2 separate regions of the Homo sapiens genome follow, and region 2 is linked to region 1. Evidence: chromatin contacts called from ENCODE Hi-C or POLR2A ChIA-PET data. All regions are on one chromosome and are shown on one strand. The core of a region is the stretch at or near the end of the contact, and the rest is flanking DNA. Distances in the headings are between cores, read along the strand shown. Region 1 has its middle 180 kb from the start of LINC01624. Region 2 has its middle 150 kb from the start of LINC01624.

Region 1 (3,112 bases), core at 243-2,742:
GCAAGGCTGCAGCTGTGGGGAGCACTTGGGCACATCACAGCGTGGGCATGGCAGACGAAGACATGCAGGCCACACGCAGGAAGGCACAAACGCACCGGTCACAGTGTCAGGGGAGCACTGGGTGGTGTCACAAGGGATGTGAGCTTTTGTCTGTTGTGTGTCTGTATGTGTGTTTTAACAGTAAGATTGGGTTCGGGCAAAATCTAAGGGAATAAAAAGCAGGGGAGTGGCTGTGTGTGAATCTGGAGCACAGGTGGCCATGCAGTGACATTAAAATTAGGTCAAAGGAAAGACTAGAGCCAGGGGCGAAGGCGGGAGCGTGGTAGGAAGTGGGGACGGCCTGGCCAAGGCCCCGCCAGACCACAAAGCTCAGGCCCAGACCGCAGAAGGCCGATAAGAGCGTTCCGGAAATCAGCTCTGTCTCGGAAAGAGCCAGGCCCATGGGCTCCTGGCCGTGGGCAACCAAGGCTGAGTCAAAGCCACGTTCTCAAGAGAATCCAGTGCAATTATGCAGAGACTCATTTAAAATGACAAGTACTTTTTAAAAGTCACTCTCTGAAAATGACATTCAAACCAATTATCATTAAGGGAAGATGTAAGTTAGCTTTGTTTAAAAAAAAAAGAAGGTGGAGAAGAATAAAAATCTGTTTTTAGATACTTTGTATGTTGCAGTTTAGAAATACTCCTGCTGAATAAAACCTACAGGAAATGGAAGCAGAGGCGTGTGCAGCCAGCTCAGGAGGGAGGAGGTGAGCTTTGCTTTGCCTGAGTGCTGGTGAGATTTTGCCACCGATGCCGTGATGCATGGAGACCCTGGCTCAGTGAGTCCCCAGGGGAAGCCAGCAGCAGGAGGAAGCCTCAGATCGCAGTTTTTTTTTTTTTTTTTTTTTTTTTTTTTTTTTTTTTTTGGTGATAGAGTCTCGCTCTGTCCCCCCAGGCTGGAGTGCAGTGGCTCCATCTCGGCTCATTGCAACTTCCAACTCCCAGGTTCAAGCAATTCTCCTGCCTCAGCCTCCTGAGTAGCTGGGACTATAGCACCAACCACCACGCCTGGCTAACTTTTTTTAGAGACAGGGTTTCACCATGTTGCCCAGGCTGGTCTCTAACTTTGAGCTCAAGCAATCCGCCCGCCTCGGCCTCCCAAAGTGCTAGGATTACAGGCGTGAGCCACCGCACCCAGCCCAGCTGGTGTCTCATCAGACGTGCAGAGCTGCCTGCACCAAGTGGGACCTTTGCCCCTCCCCGGGGAGCCTACACTGCCGCCCGGCGGGGACAGTCCAGGGCCAGATGCCTGTGAAAGAGGGCGAGGCACGGCCCCAAAGCCTTGGCTGTCAGGATTCCAGGCCCAAGAGGAAGCGGCCGCCCATGTGCCGGGTGAGGTGATGTCTCGTGGCTGCTCAACAGGAGGCCCCGGCACGGATGGTCCTCGCCCTCACACGTGGGCTCAGTTACGTACACACATGTGCCTCATCACACACTGAGCAAACTCCACCGCGGTCAGCCTGCACGGGGACCAGCCCCCGAAGGCCCCTCACAAACACTTATGCCAGAGGCTAGGGGGGTACAGCAGGGTTACCTGCAGGCCCAGAAACCTCTCGGTGTGGCTCGTGTTAGGCCCCGTGGCTTCTTGCACTGAGGCCACGCTCCTGGCTGGGGCCTTGGGGTGAGTGTAGCGTAAATGGCCACCTGCAGGAGGAACCTGTTGGCTCCGTGGCCCAAGACTCTGTTCTTCCGAAAACTCACAGGCTGATTGTTGAGTGGTTGGTCCGTGCACCATCTGGGAGCTGGGGCTGCGGTGGGGGCCCGCGCACCTCTGGCCGTCCTCCTGCGCTCCAGCAGCCCCTTCCCGTCTCCTGTCCCTCTCCCCGCTCACTCCCAGCCCCACAGTCACACCCAGGCTCCCTTCCCAGCTCTGCTCCCACCAGCGGCACCTCACAGCCACGTCAGCTCTTTCTCCTTCGTGCCGAGCCTGTTGTCTACAGACTTCCTCAGGCTGTGGCCGCGGGGTTTCGCGGGCCGACGCTCACCACATCCTGTCCTTTGCCTGTTTTCTCCCTCCCAAGGGCAAGCGCCGCTGCCCCGGCCCCGAGCTCAGCCACAACCTGTGCTGCCGCCCACCCCACGGCCTCCCGTTCCCGCCACACCACGCTCCTCCCACCGCAGGGTCTCCCGGTCCCCACCCACACCACGCTCCTCCCACCCCACGGCCTCCGGGTCCCCCCCACACCACGCTCCTCCCACCCCACGGCCTCCGGGTCCCCCCCACACCACGCTCCTCCCACCCCACGGCCTCCCGGTCCCCCCCCACACCATGCTCCTCCCACCGCGGGGCCTCCGGGTCCCCCCACACCACGCTCCTCCCCCCACACCACGCTCCTCCCACCCCACGGCCTCCGGGTCCCCCCCACACCACGCTCCTCCCACCGCAGGGCCTCCGGGTCCCCCCCACACCACGCTCCTCCCACCCCACGGCCTCCCGGTCCCCCCCCACACCACGCTCCTCCCACTGCAGGGTCTCCGGGTCCCCCCACACCACGCTCCTCCCACCGCAGGGTCTCCGGGTCCCCCCACACCACGCTCCTCCCACCCCACGGCCTCCGGGTACCCCCACACCACGCTCCTCCCACCCCACGGCCTCCGGGTCCCCCCACACCACGCTCCTCCCACCCCACGGCCTCCGGGTCCCCCCACACCACGCTCCTCCCACCCCACGGCCTCCCGGTCCCCCCCCACACCACGCTCCTCCCACCGCGGGGCCTCCGGGTCCCCCCACACCATGCTTTTCCTTGGCAGCCTCAGCCTCATTCCTTTCCTCTAAACCTCCACACTCGGCCTCCCCTGCTGAGGCTCCCGGACGTTTCATGACCTTTTAACAGTGCGATGCTCCCTTCCGTTCCACGGGCCGGCCTTGTCCACGCCCTTCCCCGAGCTTGGCCGGTGCTGTTCCCCAGCCTGGGGCCGCCCTGCACCCTTGGCCACGTGTAGCTCCCTCCAAGGGTCCAACTACACGGTCCTGGCTCTTTCTCGAAGCCTCCCCTGCCCCTTCCTTCCCACGCAGGTCCCTTTCCTCTACACAGTTGGACGTGTTGTCCCGTGCCCTCCTTTCCCCGCA
Region 2 (3,112 bases), core at 412-2,911, 36 kb before region 1:
GTCTCACTGACCTAGTCTTGGGAGTCACTCTTCGTTATTTCTGCAACGTCCTTCCAGTTACACCAGCGAGGCTTACTTAGTGTGGGAGGGACGCGAGCTCCAAGGATCAGGGACTGTGAGGCTGTCTGTGAGGCTGGCTACCACGGAAGTTGCAAATAGGGATGATTTTCCTACTTTTGTTCCTTATCTTCTGACCTTTAACAGGTCATTTTCTACAGATCTGTCAGTCTTTTTATTTGTACTTTTTAAATTGGTATTTTGCTAAGGAAGGCCTTCTTTACCTCAAGATTGTAAAAATTCTGGGGAATCTTTGAGAACAAGCATCCGAGAGTCATTTTTCTGATCTTTCTTCATTTGCACTGGAGTGGCGATGCCAGGCTCTCAGAGGGTGTCCCATGCACGATTTCTCCTCACCCTCGGAACAAACCTAGCAGGTAAGTATTTTCACCATTCCCAATTTAAGTCTGGGGAAACTAAGGCTCAGGGCCGTAAATGAACTCACTTGGGGTCAGAAGGTGGGCAGGAGGCAGACCTGGGACCACTGCCGATCCCTCAGCAGGCAGGCCTTTGTGTGTTCAGATGCTCCCCCGAGCCCTGTCGTGCGTTCAGATGCTCCGCCGAGCCCTGTCGTGCGTTCAGATGCTCTCCCGAGCCCTGTCGTGCGTTCAGATGCTCTCCTGAGCCCTGTCGTGCATTCAGATGCTCCCTCGAGCCCTGTCGTGTGTTCAGATGCTCTCCTGAGCCCTGGGCTCTCCTTGTGGTGACTGTGGGGTCCTCGCTCTTCTCCCAGCTGGACGAGGAGGAGCAGGGCCAGGTACTTTTGCCTCCACTTTCCCAGATGGAGGGGCTTCCAGGCCCCCAGGGCTCTACAGACTCCTGGCTCCAAGAAGCCTTGACTGCGGAGAACCTCAGCTGTGCCTCCACGAGGGCTACGATGCTGGCCCTGAGCGTCTTCTCTGTAGGTCCCTGGCCAGTTGGAGCACAGCAGCTGGAGAAGCTGATTCCAGCACTCACCGACCCTTGCTCATGTTATTGTGAAGCTTTCATTGAAATGGCATCTGGTGCCATGTCCCACAGCCAGCCAGGCCGCGTTGCTCCCCTCTGCTTCAGATCAGAGGCTGTGATCCCAGATGTGCATTTGGACCAACTGAGAAATGCCTGCAGCAACTCGTAAGCCTGGATACCCCACCTCCGAGGCACATTCAGCAGCTCTGGGGTGGGGCCAGGCCTGTGAAGAGTTCAAAGCCTCTGCAAGGCAGATTTACCAGGAAACCAAGGCAGTTTCAACCTCCTCATTTCTTATTTGCACAGGTCTTTTCTCAGGCTGTAGTAATTTTACATTCATAATTTGGAATTGTTCTCTCACGAAGAGACTTCTGAGCTATACACGTTTCAGGGCCTCTGAAACACCAATCTGCTGCTGCCTTTAGGTAACAAAATCACTTTAGATTTTTCTTTTTGTCACTTAAATTTCTTCTTCCAACCATAGCCTAGAGTAGGCAGGACAAACAGTTTTGATCATGTTAATTTTAGATAACTTGGTCAGAGCTTCCTGCAGTGCTGTGTTGAGAAGGGTTCTGAGGGGCTGTGCTCAGCAGGAAAGAAGGCCGAGGTTGACCGGGAATGGGTGACGTGGGCGTGGGTGGGGAGGTGGAGCCTGGCTGTCAGGTAGTTACATGCCTGCTGGGCAGGAGAATTTTGTTTACCTTTTTTACATTCCATAGATCAGAAGTTGGCAAATTTTTACCTGTGAAGGGCCAGACAGGAAGTATTCCAGGCTCTGCCGTGACTCTTCAACTGCTGTTGTAGCTGAAAGCAGAAACAGATAATAGAAGAATGTTTGTTCCAATAATGTTTTACTTATAAAAACAAGCTGCCAGCTGCGTTTGGCCCACACAGTATAGTTTGCTGACCTTTGTTATAGACTACTGGGATAATCCCTTATCCAATAGGATATTCATGAGCAAACTAAACAATTTATATGAAATTGAGTTTATCTCAGACAGAAAGATTTTATATTCTAAAGGAAGTTTATTTATCTCAGACCTATTTAAATATCTAAATGTATAAAACAGACCTGATCATGATTATTCACAGTAAAAGGAGTTTTGCTTTGCAAAAATATGCATCATTTGTTATCATTTAGCACTTGTTCTCCCAACATGAGATGCCTGTTTACCACTTCACCAGGAGCCTGAGAGGCAGGGAGACCAAATCTAAAAGCTTTGGACCCTTACAATTTATTGGCCAACCAGAACTAAAATAAAGGCAGTTTCAATGCAAGTCAATGAGAAAATAATTTAATTCCACCACCAAAATTCAATTTTCAAAGCTGCATCTGGGTTTGGCTCTGATGAGATGCAGTCATTGCACCATTCCACCCTCACAGGGGATGCGGCTACTGACCTGTACAGAGGCACGGAGCAGCTGCTGAGGGGCTCTGAAAAGCAAGTCATTGCAGGGAGATTGGAGGAGACCAGAGCCCAAATCTCTCCAGTAGGTAGTGAGTTTACCTTTTTCCCCTTCAGTACTCCTGGCTTTAACTGGACATAGCCTCAAACTCAATAGGGACACAGGATAGATGGAGAGAACCCCATGAGAAGCCCTAGTCCTGGCTCACAGAGCAGAAAAGGGGACCCCTAACACTCACACAGAGCGGGGGTCTCATTTTTATTGTTTCCACTTTTTCTGTTCCCTGTGCCGCAGCCCCAGCTGTCCATGAAGGCTGCTGTGGTGCCAGCAGCAGGAGTAACCCACAGGGCTCTCTGAAGAGTTTACCTTCCTCTCTGACTTCAGAGATGAGATCCCAGGAGGGCTTGCAAACCTATGGGGCATTACGGAAGGGCTAATATTTGTGTCATGGAAATCAAATAGGAGAGAAGAAAGAGTGAATGAGGCAAATGGAGAAATATATACATACATATGTATATATATTTTCTTTTTTTCTTGAGATGGAGTCTTCTTTTTTTTTGAGACAGAGTCTTGCTCTGTCACCCAGGCTGGAGTGCCGTGGTGCGATCTCGGCTCACTGCAGCCTCTACCTCCCAGGTTCAAGCAATTCTTCTGCCTTGGCCTCCCAAGTAGCTGGGACTACAGGCGCGTGCCACCATGC

The links. Hi-C counts contacts between places; a loop is a spot of excess contacts on that map. ChIA-PET counts read pairs that join two places held with the same protein, here RNA polymerase II (POLR2A). Pooled maps may share reads with other maps.
Region 2: a map with no recorded cell type shows a loop between it and region 1 (7-fold over the local background). The contact joins two enhancer-like sites. A Hi-C loop is called at or near these places in 3 of 37 single-sample maps with no recorded cell type and 3 of 50 pooled maps. POLR2A ChIA-PET finds 5 or more read pairs at or near these places in 3 of 52 experiments (A549, K562 and activated naive CD8-positive, alpha-beta T cell).

What each region holds. Positions count from the first base shown.
Region 1 is chr6:170,087,016-170,090,127 of GRCh38, reverse strand. No RefSeq gene overlaps it. Among named protein-coding and RNA genes, the nearest start is that of LINC01624, 180 kb to the left of the region's middle. RefSeq lists an enhancer at 1,396-1,495. Within about 2 kb of position 1,492, at least 11 of the 41 ENCODE cell types and tissues checked have a DNase peak (open chromatin) inside an H3K27ac peak, as active enhancers do.
Region 2 is chr6:170,123,605-170,126,716 of GRCh38, reverse strand. No RefSeq gene overlaps it. Among named protein-coding and RNA genes, the nearest start is that of LINC01624, 150 kb to the left of the region's middle. RefSeq lists an enhancer at 115-1,314. Within about 2 kb of position 1,661, at least 5 of the 41 ENCODE cell types and tissues checked have a DNase peak (open chromatin) inside an H3K27ac peak, as active enhancers do.